3 separate regions of the Homo sapiens genome follow, and all the other regions are linked to region 2. A link is a loop called in an ENCODE intact Hi-C map of the cell type or tissue named here. Cell type or tissue: PC-9. All regions are shown on one strand.

What was found. Hi-C counts contacts between places; a loop is a spot of excess contacts. Peaks named below come from ENCODE experiments on the same cell type or tissue, not always from the same donor. Only the 100,000 strongest peaks of a DNase experiment are listed, where the experiment ranks them.
Region 1: it touches region 2 in a loop (6-fold over the local background); 30 of 110 quality-filtered maps call a loop at or near these places.
Region 3: a loop joins it to region 2, with 7 times the contacts of the local background. A loop is called at or near these places in 30 of 110 quality-filtered maps.

Annotation. Positions count from the first base shown.
Region 1 is chr4:8,542,912-8,550,911 of GRCh38, forward strand. No RefSeq gene overlaps it. Among named protein-coding and RNA genes, the nearest start is that of GPR78, 33 kb to the right of the region's middle. RefSeq lists an enhancer at 1,612-2,299. In PC-9, CTCF peaks have their summits at 4,305 and 6,198 (motif pointing left); DNase peaks (open chromatin) are centred at 4,580, 5,330, 5,700 and 6,060; H3K4me3 peaks cover 1,388 bases; H3K27ac peaks cover 4,270 bases.
Region 2 is chr4:8,469,506-8,477,505 of GRCh38, forward strand. TRMT44 (tRNA methyltransferase 44 homolog) reads left to right here. Exons shown (of 11, transcript NM_152544.3): 10 at 1,579-1,695; 11 at 6,267-7,050. The coding sequence ends at 6,496. Among named protein-coding and RNA genes, the nearest start is that of TRMT44, 33 kb to the left of the region's middle. RefSeq lists an enhancer at 1,760-2,408. In PC-9, no CTCF peak of the experiment used is centred here; a DNase peak (open chromatin) is centred at 3,526; H3K27ac peaks cover 1,689 bases.
Region 3 is chr4:8,530,200-8,538,199 of GRCh38, forward strand. No RefSeq gene overlaps it. Among named protein-coding and RNA genes, the nearest start is that of GPR78, 46 kb to the right of the region's middle. RefSeq lists enhancers at 3,837-3,976, 4,057-4,196. In PC-9, no CTCF peak of the experiment used is centred here; DNase peaks (open chromatin) are centred at 2,272, 4,212 and 7,172; H3K4me3 peaks cover 1,208 bases; H3K27ac peaks cover 5,346 bases.

The DNA of each region.
Region 1 (8,000 bases), 73 kb after region 2:
CACGCACGCACTTCCTTGGGCTCTGAGGTCATGAGTTCCTTCATGCATTTAGCACTGAGTCAGGCTGGTGGTGTGCAAGGCTGTGGGGACAAAGGGACAAAACATGGACCCTGCCTGCATGGGTTGGCAGCCCTGGACAGGGAGTGGCCAGTGTGGTGAGTCCCAGCCCAGAAGTGTGAGGCTGTGATGGACACTACACTGGGGTTCTTCCCCCAGGCCCCTGGAGCTGGTACAGGCAGGGCACACAGGCCATGAACCGCAGGATGCGTGGGGAGGTGCCTCCGCATCCAAACCACCCACTTCCCCGCCCCTGCCCTGCCAAGGCACCAGGAGAGCCACTTTCCTCCCCTCCTGGACTGTGGGTCCCTTGGGGAAGTGTCACTGATTAAAGCATGAGGCGATGGGCTTCTGCGACCTCATGGCTGTCCCCACTGCCCTGACCCCAGCCTGCGAAGCAGCCCAGGGCAGAAGCATCGGCATTCCTGTCTAGCACCCGGCTCCTGTTAACCTGGATGTCCACCTGTCATTCCGGTTCTTCCCCTCGATGACCCTGTTCACACCCTAGGGTGCAGGCCCTTTCTCTGGAAGGCCTTGGGTTTCTTATGCACCTTGCACCTCCTTTGCGAGCCCCCAGCTTGGCAAGGGATAGTATTGGGGTCTACCTTGGGGGACTGATAGGGTTAGGCTTTGTGTCCCCACCCAAATCTCATCTTGAATTATAATCCCCATAATTCCTATAATCCCCAAAATTCCTATAATCCCCACATGTCAAGGGACAGACCAGGTGGAGGTGGTTGGATCATGGGGGCGGTTTCCCCCATGCTGGTCTCGTGATATTGAGTGAGTTCTCGTGATATTGAGTGAGTTCTCGTGATATTGAGTGAGTTCTCGTGAGATCTGATGTTTTTATATGGGGCTCTTCCCCCTTTGCTCAGCACTTCCTCCTGCCGCCTTGTGAGGAAGTTGTCTTTATTCCCCTTCGCCTTCCACCATGACTGTAAGTTTCCTGAGGCCTCCCCACCAATGCTAAATTGTGAGTCAATTAAGCCTCTTTCTTTATAAATTACGCAGTCTCCGGCAGTTCTTTATAGCAGTGTGAGAACGGACTAATACAGGGACCTAAAAGGTTCTATTGCACCCCTCCCACAGGGCAGGAGGTAAACAGCACCCACCTCTCCATTACCCAGGAAGCCTGCTCAGGTGACTTGAGAGGGCAAAGCTTCAAGGTGACTTTCCATCCCTTTCTGCACAGAAGCAGCTGCTGCTTCCATGGTTTAAAATAAACAGTCTCAGCCTTAACACATCTCAGGCTCCGTTCCTGACCTGGGAAAGCAGGTGTGGCCCCTGTCCTCCTGGAGTCTGGCAGTAAGAGGAGAGCTAAACCCACCATTGTGAATTGTGCTGCCAACAGCCCACATCACACAGGCCATGTGCTGGAGTGGGGGAAAGAGGATGTCTCTGGAGAGCCTGTGTTGGGGCTCCAACAGACCTGGAGGGTCAGGAAGTGAGGTGTCACCTGAGGCCTGGAAGGAGACCCAGCATAGCTAGGCAGGGAGCAGTTAGTAGGCTCATGATGGGAACAGCAAGTGCAAAGGTCCTGTGGTTGGGGGGGGCTGTGGCAGGAATGGGAGTGGGGGCAGAGAGGGGAACAGGGCCTGGTCAGATGGAGCCTCATAAGCCCCGCGGTGGGGTTTGGATCTTATAAAAGCCACAGAGAATCCTTGATGGGATTTAAGAATAGAAGGAGTGAGGCCGGGTGCATATCTAGAGAAATTCTTGGGAGGCGTGGGGGACGGAACCTGAGGCATTTAACACAAGAAGGGCCTGGTGCTGCTTGGGGGCACTGAGGAGGGAGCGTTCAGGGCGATTCTCCGGGTTGGACTCTGGGTGCCTAGGTGGGTGGAGGTGCGCAGTCATGGTGGGGGACGGGGGACTCTTCGCTCCCAGATCCTGGTCAGCACCGCCTTGGTCAGGCAGCCTGGCGATGACGCTGCTCTGCGTGACTGTCCCCAGTGTTATTTTCCCCAGGGCAGTTGGCTTGCACTTCCTGCCCCACTTACATGGGAGTGGAGCTGAGCGTGTCCCCGGCAGTGGGGGCACCAGGGTCTGCAGGACGCGGGGCTGGAATTGGTCCTGGCAGCCCCAGGTCGGTGGCAAAGAGCAATAACTGCTTCCCAAAGGGCTGCTGGAGATTCCTCGAACGCCTAGAGAGCAAACCGCGGCCCCACGGCTTCCTGTGATGGCTGCTCCCTTAGGACTTTTCCCAGCTGCTTGCGGGATTGGCCACATCCGGACTCCACCAGGGCCTTGACCGCGCCCGCATCTGCTGTGTCTCCCAGGACTACAGCAACGGCCTCGCTGAGGTCCTCTGAGCCTCCCCTGCTTTGTTAAAGCCCCCTGAAGCTTTGCATCTCTGGAGGAAGAACTAAAACTCCGTGACCTCGCTTCCTGGGGCGCCCCCTCCCCGGCCTGCCCACCATGGCCACTTGCTATTCCTCGCCCTAACCAGGCACATGGCCATCCCAGGGTGTCCCCAACGGGGGTCCTTCTCCTCCCCGGACAGCCCCGTGCTGTCTCTCGATTCCTCTGTTCTCTGTTCGACATCACCTTCTCGGCAAAGCCATCCCAGACCTCCCTTTTAGAACAGCCCCCTACTCACTCTACCTGCTTCCTTGAGGACCGCAGCTTCCCCACCCTCCCCACTGAAACTCCGCCTTGTCCCCCAGGTGGCCAGGACTTGCTGGGCATTCCTGGCAGGAGACACAGCCACCCCTCATGAAATGCATTCCGTCCTCCCCTTGTGTTCCCCACCTTCCTTTTGGCCTGCCCAACATGCCTTTCCTTCCAGGAATATTTATTTTTCCAGCCTAATCTTCCCTTCCAGGGGTGGGGTAAGAGCAGGACTCTGCGGCTAATGGGATAACACACCTGTGTGGACTCCTCCCACCTCCGTGTGCTGAAGCTGAGTCCTCGTTTAGCCAAAAAGTGATGGGGGCAGGGGTCTCAATCAGTAGAGGCTCACAAGCCAAAGTGTGAGGACACGCCTAAGGAAAACACACGTCCCAGGAGCATCTGTGACCTGCGCGTTCCAAAGAAGGTTTTGGGAACTCAGTATTTAAGGGGAAGGGAGTACTTAAGGAGAGGGAAGGCGGGAGGGGTAGGCAGTGAGGCAGATGCTGACATTCTTGTGAGACTTTGAGTAAATGTACATTTTATGTAAGATAAGGTGAACAAGTGAAGGGAAGGGGGAGAGGGGACAGCTGTGCATCCGGCTCGGGACAGGTGGAGAGGTGACTTCTGATCTTGTCCTTCTGTACCTGGAAAGATACGCTTGCAGTCCATAGGCTGAACGGTGGCCTCCTAAAGATACATCCACATCCCAGAACCTGTGGCCGCGACCTCATTTGGAAAAGGATCTTTGCAGATGTGATGAGACTGATTTGGGGCTCCAAAATTACTAAGTTGAAGGGAAAAGTCAAGCTGGGAACTGCTTAGGGCCAACCTGCCTCCCACTCTACTCAAAGTCACCCCTCTGCTCACTGAGATAAATGCAGATCTGAGTCCTCCTTTGGAGAGGCTGATCAGAAACTCAAAAGACTGCAGCCATTTGTCTCTTATCCACGTACAACCTGGAAGGCTCCTTCCCATTTGGAGTCTTCCCGCCTTTCCAGACTGAACCAATATTCATCTTGCAGATGTCGATCAATGTCTTGTGTCTCCCTAAAATCTATAAAACCAAACTGTGCTCTGATCACCTTAGACACATATCATCAGGACCTCCTGAGGCTGTGTTACGGGCACACATCCTCAACCTTGGCATAATAAACCTTCTGAAGTAACTGAGACCTGTCTCAGATTTTCAGGATGATCTGGTGAACGCTAAATCCTATGGCAAGTGTTCTCATGAGAGACAGAAAAGAAGGCACCAACACAGAGGGAGGAGGAGGCCACACACGGAGTCGGAGGCAGGGAGTGGAGCCGTGTGGCCACAGCCAAGAGACGTCTGGGACTACCAGGAGCAGGGAGAGGCGGGAAGGAGCCTGCCCGCAGAGGCTTCACGGGAGCCAGCCCTGCCATACCTTGGTTTCTGACTCCTGGCTTACTGAGCTGTGAGAGGATGGTGGTTTTAATCATCTCTCACACCCCCTCTTGGGGTAAGTTGTTTGGGAACTCAGGGTGTGGAAGAGGAGGCCAGGCGAAGACCCTGGAAAGGGCACAGAGAGGGGGCCTCTGAGCTTCCATGAGGACATGGAGGCTGGGACTCCATACACGGGTCCTGCGACCTCAGGTTCACCGCATCTCTTTCCTTACCTGTAAAATGGGTGAATGGCGCCCTCTTTGGCCATTTTGAGGATTTGGTAGCCTGTTGCAAACCAAAATAAAATTCCAAGATCCCCCAACCATCTGAATGGACTTCCTCCTCGGCCAGGCTGCTCTAAAGTTTAACCTGAAAGACTGGTTCAGGCCATGAGAGGAAGTGGGGGTCAAACGTGCCTCGTTGTACCCTCCCTGAACGGCTCCTAAGATCTGCACTTGAGATATTTCGTAGACCCTGAACTTGATGGATCAACTGGCGCCACCCAGTTCAATAAACTAGCTCATCTGATCTTGTGGCCCCCACCCAGGAACTGACTCAGCACTACAAGACAGCCTCCACTCCCAATGACTTCACCCCTGACCAGTCAGCACTCCTGGCTCACTGGCTTCCCCCGACTCACCGAGTTATCCTTAAAAACTCTGCACCCTGAATGCTCAGGGAGACTGATCTGAGTAATAAAACTCTGGTCTCCCGCACAGCTGGCCCTGCATGAAATACTCTTTCTCTTTTCATTCCCCTGTCTTGATGAATCAGGTCTGTCTAGGCAGCAGGCAAGGTGAACCCCTTGGGCGGTTACACTGAAAGCCTCTATTTCCTCACCTGTGAAATGGGCTTGTGCCTTTTCTTGGGCTGAGATGGCCAATGAGGTGGCGTTGAGGCTAGTGTCTGGCCCAGGGCCTAGCAGAGCCTGCAGGCTCTCAGAGCAGGGGAGTCTCATTCCCATGAGATCAGGAGGAGGACAAGGAAAAGCAGGGACTCCCTCTGGGGGCAGCGGGACCTGCCCTGTGAGCTTCCTTGTCCTCTAGCTGCATGGCCCCTGGAGGTGTCTAGGACATGCCATGGTTTAGACAGGCTCCCTAGAGGCAACTGCATGACTGGTGCCACACACACGTTAGGCCCCACACATGGAGATGGGGGGCAGAGGGCGCATCTGGACACACACCCTGGGGCTGTCTGGGGTGGGCCCAACAAGGCTTGGTGTTTGTCTTCTGTCTCCCACAGGCAGTGGTTGCCGGGGTCGGCCGCTGCCTTAGGGCAGATTGTTACACGCTCAGGAATGTCTTGCGCAGGCTGATGCTATGCATCAACTCACTGGGGCTTGGGGGTGCCCAGGTAGCTGCCGCTGCAACATTATTTCTGGGTGCCTGAGAGGTGTTTCTGGAAGGGACTAGCATTAGAATGAGGAAACTGAGGAAAGAAGATGGCCCTCCCCAGTGTGGGCGGCATCATCCCATCTACTATGGGTGCAGAGGGAACAAGGCAGCGGAGGAGGGAGGCAGTGGTTCTCTGCCTCCCGGAGCTGAGACGTGCACACCTCCTGCCCGCGGTCCTTGGCACCTGGTGCTCCCAGTTCTCAGGCTGTGGGACTTGATTGAGTCATACAACCTGCTTTCCTGGGTCTCCAGGTTGCAGACGGCAGATTGTGGGGCTTCTTGGTCTCTGTAACTGCAGGAACCAATTCCCATACAAAAATCTGTCTCCTCTCTCCTCTCTCCTCTCTCCGCTCTCCTCTCCTCTCTCCTCTCTCCTCTCTCCTCTCTCCTCTCTCGTATTGGTTCTGTTTCTCTGGAGACCCCTGACTCAGACCTCTGGGGAGGCAATTGTGTCATGGTTGGAAGCTTGGAGTCGACCAAGATGAGAGTGTTTACACCATGAAAATTGGCAGGAGTTACAGAGCAGGGCCATCCACAATTCCTGTCCTTACCAGCCCCCCCACTGCACAGGGAGGAGATGCAGGTGACTCACCTGTGCCCAGCACCTTCTTTTCCTCCCAAGAGAAACTGCTTCCCCTCTCAGAAGCCCGCATTACATCTGCTCTTTTCTGACGCGGTGCCATCTGGCGGATGCGTCTTGCGCACTGCTGACTGGCGGGCCCAGGGAGTGGTCGCATCTCCCGTGTCTCTGGTGTGTTGGGGGGGCTTGGTAGCTTCTGCTAATACATGAGCAGCTTGTACCTCCTTTTTCCCATCACAGTGCCGTAGAGTGGCTGCCTGAACCCCACAGCTGGCAGGCATCAGGGCTGGACAGGAGAAGGCAGAACCCATGACCTACTGGCTCTCTGTCCTGCCCCCAGAGCCCAAACACAGTGTTTGCTGAGTGAGAAAACACGCAGGGCTGAATGAAAGCACCTTGCAGGCCCTTCCTGCCTAAGCTTCTTTGCTTCTGGGCCTGCTGCCTTCCAGGAAGTGTCCCCAGACACTCTTTCCTGGAACCTGGAGGACACGGCCTCTCACTGAAGAGCTCCTGGTTCCGGAATCGGCACCACCCAGAAGGTGGCAGGATTCTGGGCCCGTCGGTGGCAGCAGTCTTGCTCTGTGATGGTTCGCCTTGTGAGGCTGAAAGCCGGCGGCCACCTCTGCATGTGGGGGTGGGAGGCCGGGGTCAGGGAGGTGCATGGAGTTTTCAGATCACAGCCTAGCCCTTATCAGTGGCTGCCCCAGAACCTGACAGTGGGCTTAGCTCCCGTGAGCAGTGAGCCAGGGGGTCTGCAGCCTCCCTGCTGTGGCCTCCTCCTTGGCCTCCCTTGTCCCTGCCCCACCTGCTGCCAACACTTTGCTGTGACAACGATAAAGGCTGCCAAGTTGGGACACACTGCAGGGAGGCTGAGGCCAGGAGTGTAGGCCCAGGGTCTAGGAGTGGGCTCTATCTGCCCTGTTCCTGGGGCTGAGCCTGGCTGGACACCCCCTCCCACCCTACTGCACGCTTCTCTCTTTGCCAGCTGCCCTCACTGGGGACCCTGGTTGGTGGTTTCAGCCTTTTGGCCTGAGCTTTCTAGGAGTTAGCATGAGTTTGGCCCCATTTCCTGCTCTGTCTCCTGCATTCCCTTTCACCTTCTGCCTTCCACCATGGGATGACCCTTCACTAGATGCCAGCGCCATGCCCTTAGACTTCTCAGCCTCTGGAACCAAATAAACTTCTGCTCTTTATAAGTCATTCAGGCTGCAGTATTCTGCTATAGCTGCAGAAAATGGACGAAGACAGCATACCTGTTTGAAGAAATTAACTTCCCCATTATTGCCCGATTTATTTGGAGGAATGACATGTTCCCAAGTCTAATGCCACCTTCCCTGCTGACTAGCATAGGAAAAACATTTCTTTTTCTATTCCTATTTTTCATGGCAAGGGGAAGAACCCTGACATTCTGTGAAGGCACGTTCTAGAGATTTCTACAGTAGGGAAATTGCATGCCTTAAGTTTTGCCCGTAAATTGGGTTAACCTCCGTTCAAGGTACAGCCTCTCATTCCTAATAAGCAAGTGAGTCCATGAGAACTGTGGGCTGTGGGCCTGGGTCTTCCATTTTCATAGAGTGAGTTGTATTTTGAGCTGGACTGGCAGAGACTGGGAGCTGCTCCCTCGTTGCCTGGCCCCCCTTCTTTCTTTCTGACAGAATCCTGATTTTATGCTGCCCCACTGTCAGCCTGGAAAGCAGAAACCCATCCAAGAATTTCAAGCAGGTGGGATTTAGTCCAGTGCAGTGGTCAGAGCATTTGGAAAGGCTGCAGGAGCGAGAGGAAATGCAAGGAATGCTCCAACATCAGAGGCTGCTGCGGCAGCAGGGCTGACCCCGAGTCTGGGTCTGCTGGTGGAGACGCTGTCAGGCCCAGTTCGGGGGCCACTGAAAAGCTGCTACCTTGGCCAGCTGCAGCCACTATCAAGGACATCGCTGCTGCCATTGCAGGT
Region 2 (8,000 bases):
GTTTGACCTTTAAATTCCCAGGAGATGACGGGCACACAGATGTCAGCTGTGCCTGGGATGGACGGCTTTCGGTGGGTGAGGAGGAAGGAGGAACAGACCTGGAGATGGAGAGCGGGGATGGGTGAGCGGTGGGCTCAGTCCTGCCTGCGCCTTGGAACTTGGGAATCAGGGCACCTAACAGGCTCTGGACCCCCGTCCCCTCCAGATGGGTGTCCGTGGGTCTGGGGCTTGTTAGGGACTCTCCACGTGGCCTTGGCCTCTCAGCCCACTGCCTCCCTCCCGCCCACAGGCGGCCTTCAGGGCCTTTGGTCGCCCCCACCCAGCCTGTCCTCAGGCAGGCACCTCTGCGTTTCTGTGCCTGTGGGCCATGTGTGGCTCTGTCTCCAGGACCTCACCCATCCTAGCTCGGCGTCTGTCCCTGTGGGACACTGCTGAGAAATAGGGTAGGAAAGGGCCCTGCCCTCAAGAGGCTCCAAGTCCTGCCTGGCTAGGAGTCAAGACCGCACACGTCAAAGGATGAGAAACCAAGAGGCCGGATATGCCAGGCCAGGAGGCACCCATGGCTGAGTGTGAGATTCCCTGTTATGGAGTCCATGCTGGGCCAGAGCCGGGGCAACAGGGAAGGCTGACTGGGACAATATGTGATCTTTTTTAAAACACTCCCGCTCCTCTCAGAATGGATTTGAGACAGCCGAGAGGTGGACTCAGAAGGTTGGCCAGGCTGGGTGGGCAGGATTCTCGCAGCAGCTGCGACAGCGGCTGCCAGCACCAGGCTCCTGGGTCAGGAGTGTGGTGTCCTGATCCGTAGGGGTCTGACAGGCTCAGCTGCATACAGACAGGCGCCGTCTCCTCCGCTCTCCTGCAGCTTGGGAGGGTGTGGATAAGATGTGAGGTGCAGCACCTGGCAGATAGGAAGTTCCTGGCAAATACATGCAGGAAAACCAGCTTTCATTCATATCCAATTTGATGTTTTGGTAATAAATGACTTTAATGTCACCAGGTTTTCTGATTAGAGCATTTTGAAATACCTGCAGGCTCTCAAAGCAGAAATTCGAATGGGAAAGAGACCATCACTGTGGTGTCTGTGCTGTTCCTTTTTTTAGTGCCTAGCATGGCCTTGCTGGCCACCCTAGAGCCGGTAGCGCCAGGCTGGCTGCCCCATGGTTGGAGCAGCCACTGGGAAGGCTCAGGCCCCAGGCTTGCCAGCTTGGCCTTCCTTCTTTAGTCTGAGAAACCCTGGCTCCAAACAGCCACCCCCCTTCATGGGTCACCAGTGAGAAGAGCTTGAGGTGACCACCCAGAGCAGGCAGCATCACCTGACGCCTGGCCCTGTGCGGGCATGGGGCATGTGTGGGGCTGCGTCTTGTCAGGCTGTGCCACCTTAGCTGGGTGGGGACGCCACGGCCCTCACGGTTTGGTGCGGTGTGGTGTGGGTTAGGTGAGATGGAATCGTCCTTCGTGCTGGAGTGCATAACGCGTGTGAGTGTATGGAACTGAAATGGACTGTTTCTGCCTGTGTGACAGGTTCGTAATATTTTGCTGTTGTTTTGGGGAAAAAAAAAACCCGTTTTTCCACAGAGAGCCTATCTCTGGCAGAAGTAGCCAACGAGCTGGACACGGAGACCCTGCGGAGGCTGAAGCGGGAGTGTGGGGGCCTGCAGACGCTGCTCCGGAACAGCCACCAGGTGTTCCAAGGTACGGAGTCCGCCTCTCCCCCGCCGTTCTTTCCTTCTTTTTCCCCCTTTTTTCAGTTAAATAATGTTTTATTTTAGAGTGGTTTAGACTCACTGAAGAATCTGACAGAAGCAGCAAGTTCCGCGGTGCCCCACCCAGCTCTGACGTGGGTGGCATTTGACCTCAGGGTGGGACGTGGGTCACCCCGTTCCCTCCTTGCTCCTCTGGACCTCGTCCCATGCGATGTCCCCAGGCTGGTCTCTCTCCCCCTATGCTGTGCTTGCTGACGCCTCAGCTCCACTTGCTCCACGCAGGACAGAGCAAGTCGGGTAGCCGCTGGCCGGTCCCCTGTTGGCTGGGGGTCATTGTTTGGCGTCATCTTTAGCTGCTGCAAACTGAAAGCATCCTGAGCCACAGAGCCAGGGTGGGGAGTGGGAAGAGTGAGCCCTGCCCCACAGGCGGAGGCCTGGACTCCTGTGGCCCTCGCCCCACGGGCCTGGGCAGGCGGAGGTCCTGGTACCCAGTTCCCCTGCTCCCCAACGCCCTGTGACTCCAGGACTGCCAGGGTATGGGGAGGCAGGAGGGCCCTCCACCCGCTTGTCCATTCACTCAGCCCGCAAAGCAAGGCAGACACATCCCTGGCCTTCTGGAGCCGGTGGTGCAGTGAGGGAGGGGGGAGATGTAGCAGGTGCTCACCCAGGTGCCAGTGGTGTACACACTTCCATCATCTGCAGCTTCCAGGTGTGCACAGAGGGGGCAGGAACAGGGCAGGGAGCCATGGTTTACCAGCGCCAGCGGCTGGGGAGTTTGCCATAACTTGCTTTGTGGCGCTTTTTTTTTTTTTTTCCTCTTTCTGTAAGTATTTTAAAGCAAATTCTAGCTAGCATGCTATTTCACCCCTAAGTACTTCCACGTGCATCTTTAAGAATAGTAGGTGTCTTCTTGTGTCACCACCATGCCCTAAGCACACATTTCTGTGAGTTGTGATGTGCAGGGAGAACTGGCCTGGCCCGAGTGGGCTCAGGAGGGCTTTACTTAGGAAATGACACTTGAGCTGGGCCTGGAAGGAAAAGAGGAGTCAGGAACAGAGAACAGCTTTAGGCAGAGCGAACAGCATTTGCAAAGAGCCAGGGTTGGGAGGAGTAAGAGTGGGAGCTGGTCGGGTTACAGCCGCCATGACCAGGAAAAGGACTGGGCCTCTGATGGGTAGGGATGACACCGAAGTCACAGTGGGAAGGAGTGGCCTGGCTTACACCCTAGCTTCTGGGTCCCCTGCCCATGAAGTAGCCGTGGGGATCAGGTGCAGTACAGTGTCTGGCTCTCTGGGTGTGTGAGAGAGCACAGGTGTGTGTGCCATTCCTCATGTGTACACAAGAGTGCAAGCGTGTGGGTTTGTGCACACACACACACTGCCTTTGTGTGCCTGCCTGCTCCTGGAGAGCTGAACTTGGCTTTCAGCTGAACTGGCCTCTCTAGGTGAGAGCTGCTGTTGGGTGGGGGGCCGGTGAGCATGGTTGGAGCCTGTGTTTCTCGGGGCAGGCGCAGAAGCGTGTCCCTGAGGCTGCCCCCAGAGTAGACACTGGGCCTGCAGTGCTGGCTGGGCTGGGCCTGCTGGCTGGGCTGGGCCTGCTGCCTGGAGTCTGCTCTTCCTTGCATAGAGCTTTAGGCAGTTAGAATACTTCCCACCTCCACGGGGCCTCTTTCTGTCTTTCCCAACACTTGTTTTTGTTGGTTTCCTGAAATACTGTCTTTTTCACCCATGATGAGTCTGCTTGTATGTCAGTGTTTTTCTGTGCAGGTCACCCTGGGGGGGCAAACTTGTTTTTGGAAACGCTTCTGAGTAGGAGGCCTGGGAATTGGGTTCCAAATAAACATTCTCCTCCAGTCATGCGAAAACTATGCTCTGAAGCTGGGTCTTATCTCTGTATGAGGTTTAGGTTTTGTTTTAAGCTAACGTGGCTAGTCTCAGAAAATGTTTATGAGAGTGAGGAATTGGAAATGTTTCCAGATGGCTTCAGGTCAGCCAGCCCTGAGCATGACCCATGAGGGCCACAAGGGCCAGCCCTGCCTCTGTCCCTGCCCCTTCCTGAGGCCGCCAAGGGGCGGCGCGCTGCATCCATGCTGGCTGGTATGGAGCCTGGCACCGTGCTGCCGGGTACACGCGGGGCCTCATCTCATCCTGCACTCATGGCAGAGCAGGCCTTTCCTCCTTGAACATGTAGACAAGTCTCAGAGAGGTCAGTGCGCCGGCCCGATGTCTCCCAGTGAGTGGAGAGGCCACGCCACAGTCCGGGCCAGGTCTGACCCAGCACTGGCACCCCTGAGCCTATGGCATCATCCGAGGACTGTAATCCTCAACCCGTTCCTCAGAGCAACTTGGTGAAAGGGAGTGTCTGTCTGCTGTCAGAAGCAGTGGTGGAGATGGCGGCTCCTGTGCTGAGGTAGAGTCCCAGGGGATGCGCACGGTAAGGAGGGAGGAGGCGGCAGGAACTTGGGTGGAGCAGACTGTGGCTCTGTGGTTCCATTTCAAAATGAGGAGCACATTTCCAGAGGAGGAGAGTCTTTCTAGCTGTTGGTTGTCTTTCTAGCTGGCTAGAGCAAGTGCCTCTGGAAGGCCGCCCCTTCTGGCACCTGGCCAGATGGGGGCTCAGGTGTTAAGAGGGGCGGCCGGGAGCTACCTGCCATGTCCAGGGTTGTAGACACGGGGAGTGGGTCAGTGAGGCTGGGCCAGCCTGGAGCCTGCCTGCGCCGTTCGGGAGCCTCATCTCTATCATCAGCGCCCGCTCCTCAGTCCTTAGACACCCTGCAGGTCCTGCTTCCAAAACATGGTTGGGTGTGCTCTTAACTCCGGAGCCGCGTGGGAGGGCCTGCCGCCAGCTGGCCTGTCACGTTGTGGTGGGGAAGGGGGTGCCGAGGCTGGCTCTGAGGGGAATCTGTACTCAGCCTTTGGCCTCAGTGATCCCCCACCCCCCATTCTCTTGACAGGTCAGGGCATCAGGCCAGAGGCCCCTCACTGTTTGGGATCATGGGGAGTTGGGGGGAAGCTCTGGCCCCTGGGGCTCCTCCTGAGCACCCTTTAGAGGGTTCCAGGTCCCTCAGTGGCCAGGATGTGCCCTTCTGTGCTGCGCCAGGAGGTGCTGCTGTGGGGACATGGGCAGAGTGTCGCGGGACTGCCTTAACAGGAGACTTCAGGTTAAGAAACCTCAGCTCCAATGTTGGGAGGCGAGACAGAGAGGCAGCCGTGGGAGGGCAAACAGGGTCAGGCCTGGCCTTGGCGGTGCTTCCAGCCAGGCTGTGAGGGTGAGCCCCCAACTGTGGCGCCGTTCTCTGGGCTCATTTCTCTAGTTTCAGGGGAAACTGTAAAACATCAGTCTGTCAAAAGCACACAGGCTCGTTATTGCCACACACAAGGTGATTTGAAGGCAGAATTCGAGCTTTAATTCCTACACTTTCAAGTTCTCTTTGGAAGTCGGTGAGCCAGACTTCCTCACTGAGGCTCCTTTATTCCCCCGAGCCTTCTGTCGTGAGCGGTTTCCTAGCTTCCAGCGAGAACCAGGAAGGAGGTGGTTGCTTTGGCCATGTTTCACGGGGAGTTGTTGGATTCCCACAAGGAAACGGCCAAATGGGAGCGTAGGGGGGTATCTCGGCCCAATTTGGGCGGCGGGGTCAGGAGGCAGCCTAGAGGAGGCCTGCGAGGCCTGGGACCCAGGTGACGAGCGGGCCCACAGCAGCCCTCTCCTGGCCCCACCCCACTCTGATGTCCCTCCAGCTCCCCAGTTTGGAGATCAGCCCTGGCCATTGGGTCCCAGTGGCACTTTCAGAGGGGGTATCTAAACTACTGCACATAGGCAGGTCCCCCTTCGTGTTCCTGTTCCAGAGCTCATTGGCCTCTGTTACTCCACACTTGCACCTGGAGGGGCTCCGGTTGGGAGGCGCATGTAAACCCAGTGCACCGGGACGGCACCAAGGAGCAGAGGCTGCCCTGCACCAGCCCCGTCCTTAGACTGCGTGGAGGGACCTGCGCCTTGCCCCTCTTTCTGCCCGTAATGCTGACACAGTCCTCAGAGGTCGGGGCTGCAGCACAGATGTTTTCTCGTGTTTCGGCTCTCACACCGTGGTCCCTCCTTCCTCCACTCAAGTGATCCTTCTAAAATGGTGGCTCTGCAGGACCTGCCTCTCAGCCAGAGGGAAGGTCGGTGGCCTCAATGATGAGGCCACAAGGGACCCAGCTCTGTCCTCTGCCCTCCCCTCTGGCTGTCCCTCGAATGTGGCCAGTCCTGGTGCAGTCTGTCCTGGGACACTCGGGTTTGCTGCTGCTTTGCCTAAAATGCTCTTCCTGGGTCTGCGCAGGGCTGCCGCTCACTTCCCGCAGGGCTCACCTTCCCCGGCCTTGCCTGAAGACACATCCCATACCTCAGTCACTCCCACTGGAGGCAGACTCACTGTGACCAGCAGGAACTCTAGGCTGTGTTCCGGTTGTATCCCTGACCCTGGATTGGCACCTCCCGTGGCGTGGGAGCTAAAGAGAGGCTGGTGAATTAAGGAACTTTCAGGTTTACTTCTCAGTGTGTCTTCTCTGTTCCAAACCACAGTTGTGAATGGGAGAGTTCACATCCGCGACTGGCGAGAGGAGACACTGTGGAAGACAAAGCAACCGGAAGCGAAACAGAGACTGCTCTCTGAAGCCTGCAAAACCCGCCTCTGCTGGTTCTTCATGCATCACCCTGATGGCTGCGCTCTGTCCACGGACTGCTGCCCGTTTGCCCATGGGCCTGCGGAGCTGCGGCCACCCCGGACCACCCCGAGGAAGAAGATTTCATGAGCTGCATCCTTGCCAGCCGAGGCCTGGTTGGGGAGGCCAAACCAAGGAGAGCTTCCCCAGCAGTCGTCAGTGCTGTGGTCTCTGCTCTGGCTGTGTTTCAGCCCACCTCCTCCCAGCTTTCTCCACATCCTCACAGTGATGAACCGTATTTCATAAACATCACACGCCAGAGAAGCCACAGTTACTCGGAAGCCCCCAGCTGACTGCCTGGCTTGTTTCAGATGCAGCCGCTTGAAACGTGCGCAGCATCTTCATATCATAAAGATTGTGCACGGATCCTTACAATGTCTCCTGGGGGAGAGCGGCTGAGGCTGCCTTGCACAGGCCCTTCCCAGGGCGCTGTCCGACGCCTGCCCCACCATGTCCACATCTGTGAAGAGGATGGGGCTCCTCGAGAAGTAAGACCGTATCTGCCAGCGTTTCTCACCACACTGGAGAGCAGCTGCTCTGGAGCAGGGATCCACCAGATTGGTATTTTTAAAAAAGGTGTCAGGCTTGCTATGTTGAGGTTGTTTTTAGAGTTACAGAGAATAAAAACACTCATAATTTCCTGACATGGGCCACTCTAAGTGGCATGAAAAAAAAATCCTAAGTGAATTGTTGACAGGGCTTTAAAAATGTAAATATCACAGATGACAAAGGTAAGACCTACACCTTCCTCCCTCCTCCATGAGACCCTCTCCCCAGAAATACTGCAGCAGTCCTTTTTAGTCCTTCCAGAAAAAAAAATCCTGATTTGTTTCTCTTTTATTTTTATGAAGTGATAGGGTCTTGATCTCTCGCCCAGGCTGGAGTGCAGTGGCAAGATCATAGCTCACTGCAGCTTTGAACTCCTGGGCTCAAGCCATCCTTCTGCCTCAGCCTGTCAAGTGACTGGGACTGTAGATGCACGCCACCATGCCTGGCCAACTTTTAAAATTTTAGAGGCGGGGTCTCGCTATGTTGCCCAGGCTGGCCTTGAACTCTTGGGTTCATGCAGTCCTCCCACCTCAGCCTCCCAAAGTGCTGGCATGACAGCTGCGAGCCATGGCGTCTGACCCCCGATGTTTCTATTTAAAGTTATTTCTATGGTTTTATACAAAAGGTCACATGCAGTCCACACTGTTCTGCCGTTGACTTTCTGCAGTGTACCCTGGTGCCTCTCCATTGGGTATATCTGCCTGATTATTGGCAGCAGCCGTGTGGCATTCCGTGGCAGCGCCGCACTCATCACACCTGAGCAGTGAGAATAAATGGGCATCTTCTCTGAAGGCACCTCAGCTCTGCAGCACCACGGGGCGGCGCTGCCACGGGCCCAGACCCTGCCCTCTGAGTTCCAAGTCAGTCCCAGAGCGCAGATCCCAGGCTGAGGATGTGCCAGGAGGTGCCTGGCCCTGGAAGTGTCCACCCTTCATCTTACTGGGAGACTGGCGCTCCGTGGCCCTTTGGGGCAGGCCCCAGTTTGTCGAGCAGCTGCAGCTCTGACTAGTGAGGCACAAGGGAGCTCTGCTGAGGCCTCTGGGGT
Region 3 (8,000 bases), 61 kb after region 2:
AAGCAGTCCACCTGCCTTGGCCTCCCAAAGTGCTGGGATTACAGGTGTGAGCCACCACACTTGGCCCCAATGTTGTTCTTTTTTAAAGATTGTTTGGCTATTGGGCTTCGTTGCAATTTCACATGAATTTTAGCATCAGCTTATTCATTCTGTGCAACACACCATTGGAATTTTGATAGGAACCACACTGACTCTGTAGGCTGGTTTGAGGAGTATGGGCATCCTAATAAGTCTAGTCTTCTAATCTATGAATACAGAGTACCTTTCCATTTATTTAACTCTCCTTTAATTTCTTTCAACAATGTTTTGTAGTTTTCAGCGAATAAGTCTTGCACTTCTTTGGTTAAATTTATTGAGTATTTTATTCTTTTTGATGGTATTGATGCTATTTTTTTCTCAATTCCACTTTTGGGTTGTGTGTTGCTTGTGTACAGGAATCCTACTGACTTCATATATTGATCTTGCATCCTGCAAAATTGCTCAGCTGTTTATTGGCTCTAATACGATTTTTTGTAGCTTTTATAGGATTTTCTACATATAAGCTTGTGTCATCTCCAAATTGAGAGTTTTACTTCTCCCTTTACAATCTGCATGTCTTCTAATTATTTTTCTTGCCTAATTGCCCTTGCTAGGACCTCTAGTCAGTGTAAACCAAACTGAGAATGGGTGCCTTGCTTTCTACTTGCTCTCACTGGGAGAGCACCCAGTCTTTCACCATAGGGTACAAGTTAGTTGTGGATGTTTTGCAGACACTCTGTCAGGTTGGGGATGCTGCCTTCTATCCCTAGTTTGTTAAGAATTTTTATCAAGAATGGGCATTGGTGGCTGGGTGCGGTGGCTTACGCCTGTAATCCCAGCACTTTGGGAAGCTGAGGTGGGTGGACCACTTGAGATCAGGAGTTTGAGACCAGCCTGGCCAACATGGTGAAACCCTGTCTCTACTGAAAATACAAAAAATTAGTCAGGCATGGTGGTGTGCGCCTGTAATCCCAGCTACTTGGGAGGCTGAGATGGGAGAATTGCTTGAACCTGGTAGGCAGAGGTTTCAGTGAACCGAGATTGCACCATTGAACTCCAGCTTGGGCAACAAGAGCAAAACTCTATCTCAAATAATAATAATAATAATAATAATAATAATAATAATAATAATAATGAAGGGCAATTGGATTTTGTGTTCATTTTTAAATATTTTCTTCACTGCTGTTCATGTTGAATAATTGTATTGCTTTAGCTTTCTTTTCTTTTCTTTTTTTTTTTTTAAAGGGACAGTGCCCTGCTCTGTTGCCCAGGCTAGAGCACAGTGGCACAATCATAGCTTACTACAGCCTGGAACTTCTGGGATCAAGCGATTCTCCTGCCACAGCTTCCAGAGTAGCTGGGTCTACAGGTATACACCACTATACCAGGCTAATTTTTTTATTTTTATTTTTATTTTTATTTTGTAGAGATAGGGTCTTGCTGTGTTTCCCAGGCTGGTCTTAAACTCCTGGCCTTAAGCATCCTCCCACCTCAGCCTCTTGACGTATTGGGGTTGCAGGCATGAACCATCATGGCTGGCCCATTGGTCTATCTTCAAGTTCACTCACCCGTTCCCGTGTCATTTTTGTTCTACTATTGAGCCCATACAGTGGGCTTTCACATTTCTGATTACTTCATTTGAAAGTTCTGCATTTTTCATGTGGTTCTTTGTAGCTTCTGTTTCTTTGCTGACATCTCCTATCTTTCCTCTGAACTCAATAGTGTTCACCTCTTCCTCTTGGATTACTTCTGCAACACTTGCTTTAAAGTTTTCATAAGCGAATTCCAACATCCGGGTCATCCAGGTATTGGCGGCTGTTGATTGTCTTTTCCACATGAGCTGAGGGTTTCCTGGGACTTCCTGGGCCACATCATTATGGGTTACATGGTGGACATTTAAAATTTTATGTTGTTAGGCTGGGCAGTGGCTCATGCCTGTAATCCCAGCATTTTGGGATCTTAGGAGGCCAACGTGGACGGATCACCTGAGGTGCAAGGCTATTTCAAAATATGTCAAATAAATATATTTTGGGGTAAAACGCTTCAATTTCTTTCAGGGCCTGCTATCTGTCGTGTGATGCTGTACTAGAGTCCGGCTGGAATTTGATGCCTTGTTGCTACAAAAAGTCTGAAGGTCTCCTCTGTTTTAATGTTAATGCTGGTCAGCTGTGCCTGAATTCCAAAGGGGGGAGGGTAAAATGAAGCATGTCTGACCCCGCTTCCCATCACGGCCTGAACTGGTTTTTCAGGTTAACTTTGGAATGCCCTGTCCTCTCTTGGCAGAGAGGAGAGGCCCATTCAGTCAGTTGAGGGGCTTAACATTTAATTTTTAGTTTACATCATCCAGTGTGACCTAGGGCCACACCCCAAGATGGCAGAGTCCCCACAACCTGAATCCCTAAATGACTGAGTGGAGCAGAGCACCCTGCCCCCACCACCAGGAACATCAGCACTGGGGTGGGGGTGAGGGGAGGTGGGAGATAAATGTTCATCACATGAAGCTGCTGAAGTTTGGGGTATTTTTTGTTATATTATTCCAACCAAGTCACTGGCCATTCATTACAAAAAACATTTATAAAGAAAGAATAAAATATGAAAAGGAAGGAAGAAGAAAAAAGTAAAGTAAGCCTTAGTTAATCTTTTAGGTAATCTGTCAGGAATAGACATCGAAATAAAGATTTTAGTGTCTGGGCACAGGGGCACACATCTGAAATCCCAGCATTTTGGGGGCTGAGGACGGTGGATCACCTGAGGTCAGGAGTTCGAGACCAGCCTGGGGAACATGGCAAAACCCTGTCTCTACTAAAAATACAAAAAATTAGCTGGGCGTGGTGGCACATGCCTGTCATCCCAGCTACTCAGGAGGCTGAGGCAGGAGAATTGCTTGAACCCGGGAGGCCGAGGTTGCAGTGAACCAAGGTCATACCACTGTAGTCCAGTCTGGGCAATGTAGCGAGATCCTGTCTCAAAAAAAAAAATAAAATAAAATAAAATAAGGGAAATGTTGTGTTAATGTTAAATCAGCTCAATGTGTGTTAATGTTAAATCAGCTCAATGTGCTGAAATAAATTTGAAATTACATATCAAAGTGATAAACTGAAAAAAGGAGATAACCACACAAAACTTTGGGTAAAAATCAATGATTCCATGAATGTAAAAAGCATGAGAAAGCAAGAACAAGAATAAAAAGTGAAAATCCAGAGGCAGAACCTTAAACAACTGGAGGGCAGGTGCAGACATGAAAGTGAGAGGGGCAGGTGGGTCATTCCTGGAAGCACTGAGCATAAACCAGTGTCTGAACAACAGAAAAACCACCAATAGCAGATTTTCTTCTCTTCTCTTATTTTTATTTTTTATTTTTTTTGAGACAAGGTTTTGCTCTGTCACCCAGGCTGGAGTGCAGTGGTGCAATCTTGGATCACTGCAGCCTTGACATCCTGGGCTCAAGTGATCCTCCCGCATTGGCCTCCTGAGCAGCTGGGACTACAGGTGAGCACCACTACGCTTGGCTAATTTTTGTATGTTTTGTAGGGACAGGATTTTACTATGTTTCCCAGGCTGGTGTCAAACTCCTGGGCTCAAGTGATCCACTTGCCTCTGCCTCCCAAAGTGCTGGGATTACAGGTGTGCACCACCATGCCCCATCAATAGCATATTTTCAAAGAATTAAATGAAAGATCCAGGGTAAAGGGAAATAAGAAAGGAACACCAACAGCAGCAGGGGTGGAAGACCTGAACTAGAAGGTGAAATAGACAGACTGTGTCTACGCCAAAAAAAGAAAACAGCTCGCACCCTCTTCATGAAGGCAACAGCACCTTTTATATACAGTCACTGGAGCCATACCAGGACGCAGGGACATGGAGTCAAAGTGTCCTCTGGGAGGCCATAGCCCGTCACCACAGCAGGATGGGTTTGCTTGGTCCTTAGCTGGCTAGTGGCCTCAGGCAGGGGTGGAAGGAGGCAGGGCTGGCTCGGCCATAGACGAACAGGGCCCTAGGCTTGGGGTTTAGTGCCCTGGAGTTGGCAGTTTATCTTTGAATCTGTGTCTTGTGTGTAAAGTCTAAGGGAGAGTGGAGCATGTGCTGGGGACTTGGAGCCTGTAAACTGAAACTAAAATTCTAAGCTCCCCAGCTGACTGAATGGTCCCTCCTCTTGGCCAGGGGAATTCCAACGTAAACCTGAAAAACTAGTTCAGGCCAAGATAGAAGTGGGTTGGACACGCCTCATTATACCCCCTCCCTTTGGAGTTTCAACATGACTGACCAGCATTAACATGAAAACAGAGATCCTGAGGCTGACCAAACAGACTCCTTGTAGCAATAAGATACCAAATTCCAACCTGACTCTAGTATAGCATCACATGACAGATAGCAGGCCCTGAAAGAGATCGAAGCAGTTTACCCCCAGAATGTACCTATGTTGAAATGGCCCTGCAAATTTGTCTCTTACTGGGAAAACCTACAGTCTGTAGAGAATCCTTTTCCCTTTCCAGTCTTTTCCTGATCCAGGAGAGAGTTAACTAAGGAGAGTCTGACACATAACAGGAACCTTGGCTTCCACATTCCCCCTTCTCTTAACAACAAACATTTCCTTCTGTTGACTTCAACTTTTCAGGCAGAGCTTAACCCTGTCAGCCACTTGCCATCAGGAAATCTCTAAATCCACCTATGACCTGTGTATTTGTCTGTTTTCACACGGCTATAAAGAAATATTCAAGACTGGGTAATTTATAAAGGAAGGACGTTTAATTGGCTCACAACTCCACATGGCTTGGGAAGCCTCAGGAAACTTACAATCATGGTCAAAGGTGAAGGGGAAGCAAGGGCCTTCTTCACATGGCGGCAGGAGAGAGAAGGGTGTGTGAAGGAGGAACTGTCAAACACTTATAAAACCATCAGATCTTATGAGAACTCCCTCACTGTCGTGAGAACAGCATGGGGGAAACCATCCCCATGATCCATTCACCTCCCACCTGGTCCCTCCTTAGACACATGGGAATTAATTATGGGGATTACAATTCAAGATGACATTTGGGTGGGGACACAGAGCCAAACCATATCAAGCTGGAAGCCCCTACTTCAAGATGTCCCACCTTTCTAGGCTGAACCAATGTGCACCTTACGTGTATTGATTTTTGTCTCTGCCTGTAATTTCTCTCCTTCTAAAATATGTAAAATCAAGCTGTAACCCAACCGCCTCGGGCACCTGTTCTCAGGACCTCCTGAGACTGTGCCTTTGGCCATGGTCACTCATAGTTGGCTCAGAATAAATCCCTTCACATATTTTACACAGTTTGACTCTTTTTTATTGCCAAGCCTCTGTTTATAGGTTGATACTTGTCCCATGCCTCCTGCCCTCACCTGACAATCACTGCTGCCCTCTGCCCTGGGGCCTGGGTTCAGGGGCAGGGAAGTCAGAGTTGGGATCAGGTGCCTGGCATGTTGAATTGCACAGCAGGGTCCTGAGTTCCTGTCTGCATCTGTCCTCACCCTGTAAGCATCCATGTCCAAGGGAGAGTGACATCAAATAGCAAATTAAAACACCATGACAACTTTAGAGAGAGAGAGAGAGAGATAACTCTGAAGGAAGGATAAAGATTTCCTCCTGCTTTTTGAACAGGAGGCTGTGTGTTTTCATTTTGCCCAGGGTTCTGGGCCTACAGGAAGGCCCCCGAGAGAGCTCTTACAGGAAGCCCCCTGGGTTTTCTCTCCTCCCTTGACTGAGCTCCCCACTGCAGACCCCAGCCAAAGGACCATGGCTGGCCAAAACCAAGGTCCCAGCAATTCAGCAGCAGCCCTGGCAGGCCCTGGCGGGTGATGCCAGCTGGCTCGGCTGCTTCTTCCAGGGATGTGTCTGTATTTTGTCATCCCTCTAGACCATGCACTCTTGGAGACTAAAGACCACGACTCTTAGCCATTTATTCTGCAAGTGTGTGTTAAGCAGCTTCTTTGGGGCAAGCCCTGTGCTTGGCTTGTTGAGGGTAGAGCTGTAAACCAGGGAAATAGGCCCTGTTCTTACGGGGAGGGTAGGCATCAAGCTGAAAGTAGCCCCCCAAGTCCTCCAGTTGCCTGTGAAGGAATAAAGTCTACAAAGGAAAGGAGTCATTTCTGTGTCCCCCACAAACCCAGAGCATGCAGTAGTTGTGCCTGGAACGGCTGCATGGAAACGTGGAAAGAGTGGCTAATCAGAGCCAAGAGAAATGGCACCAGGGCCAAGGACAGGGTCACCATCACCCTGTCCTTGGGCGATGGGACACCCCATGGGAGAAGGGGGTGATTTTAGAAACCAGCACAACTGTCCACTATGGCTGGGGCTTATCCTCGGGTTGGCAGCACGCGAGTGCCTATTCACGCATGGGCCTCCAACACCATTCCAAGGGAGGCATGGGAGCAAGGCTGGCCTTATCTCACCCTGGGTGCCCCACATCCAGCACAGTCCCCAGGAACCAGCTCCCACTGAACACGTGTGGGATAAAGAAGTGGCAGGAACTAAACCGAGGGCTGGTACTGACTGAGGGAAGGCAGACAGGGCAGGGGCCAGACAGGCTCGGCACCCATCCTTTGCTGCCTCAGTCAGGCACCTGCTGAGCCATGGGGGGTAAATGCTCTGCACCTCACTTTTCTCATTAATGAGGGTAATAGAATTTTTGTCCCAGATTTGCTGTAGGATCAAGGAAAGGACATCAGTTGTCTGGCCCCATGTTATAAGATCAAGTCCCCTTCTCCATCCAGGTCTTTCTGGCACACACAAGTACTGGGGGACGAAGGGGAGGAGGGGCCATCACCTCTGGCCGGGACCTGTTTCATATCTAGGAAAGGTCCAGTGATGGAGACAGGAAGGGCAGTCTGGTGGAAGGCCCAGCCTGAGCAAAGGCTGAGAGGCAGGAAAGTACAGGTATTCCTGGGACGCAGAGGCAGCACAGCTGCCTGGGAGATCTGCTTGTGCTGGTGGAGCTGGGGCCTTAGCTCAGCTCTGCTGACTCTCGGGAGATCCTTCCAGAACACTGACCATCCACCCACCCTTCCCACGCTTGCTCAGGTTGGTTTAGCCGAGCCGAGTGTAATGTAATCGGTTGCAGAGGACAAAGGGAGAGTTGGGGCCAAGAAGAGCTCTCATCCTTCCTGTGATTGCTGAAGTCTGGCACACGTTCAAACTGCGGAATGACTCAATCGAAAAGTGAAAGTGGCAGAGTGAGGAGGTCAGTGGCAATGGTTTCACAGAGACTCCTGGACCAGGAACCAGGCTGCCTGCTTCCAGCCCCTCCATTCATTCTGTCTGTCCACCTGCAGACCTTTTGTCACGCCCCATGCTCCATCGCCACTGCTCTTAGTCAGGCATGGGATCTGGGAGCTGAGACCCTCCTAGGGCCTGAAGACATGTTCTTTCCTGATAGGAGAAGGCTGTCAGGGGAAAGGGGAGCTGAGACCCTCCTAGGGCCTGAAGACATGTTCTTTCCTGATAGGAGAAGGCTGTCAGGGGAAAGGGGAGCTGAGACCCTCCTAGGGCCTGAAGACATGTTCTTTCCTAATAGGAGAAGGCTGTCAGCGGGGCTGGGAGCTGAGAACCTCCTAGGGGCTGAAGACCTGTCTTTTCCTGATAGAAGGAAGCTGTCAGGGGAGCTGAGAGAACCTCGGCAGGTGGGGTGAGGTGGGGTCTTGGCTTGTAGGAAGGGCAAATTCTCAGGTGACATGTCCCCTGAGCTGGAGGTCATTGTGGATCAGACCCCGGCCCAATTGCCCAGGGCCAAGCCCTGCCTGGGTGTCAGCATCATTAGCCACGTGTTTCTGGATACCAGGAGGAATGTTCCAGAGACCCCAGAAAAGGCCTCTTCTTGCTCAGACTGGCTCTTTATTGCCTTTAATCTGGCAAACCTCAGGACAAACCTTCCCCCAAGGCCTTGTGGGATGGAAATGGGGAAGACAAAACCCTGGGTTTACAGCCCTGGCCTCCTGGGATGGACTAGATTTGGGAGGCCCAGGGA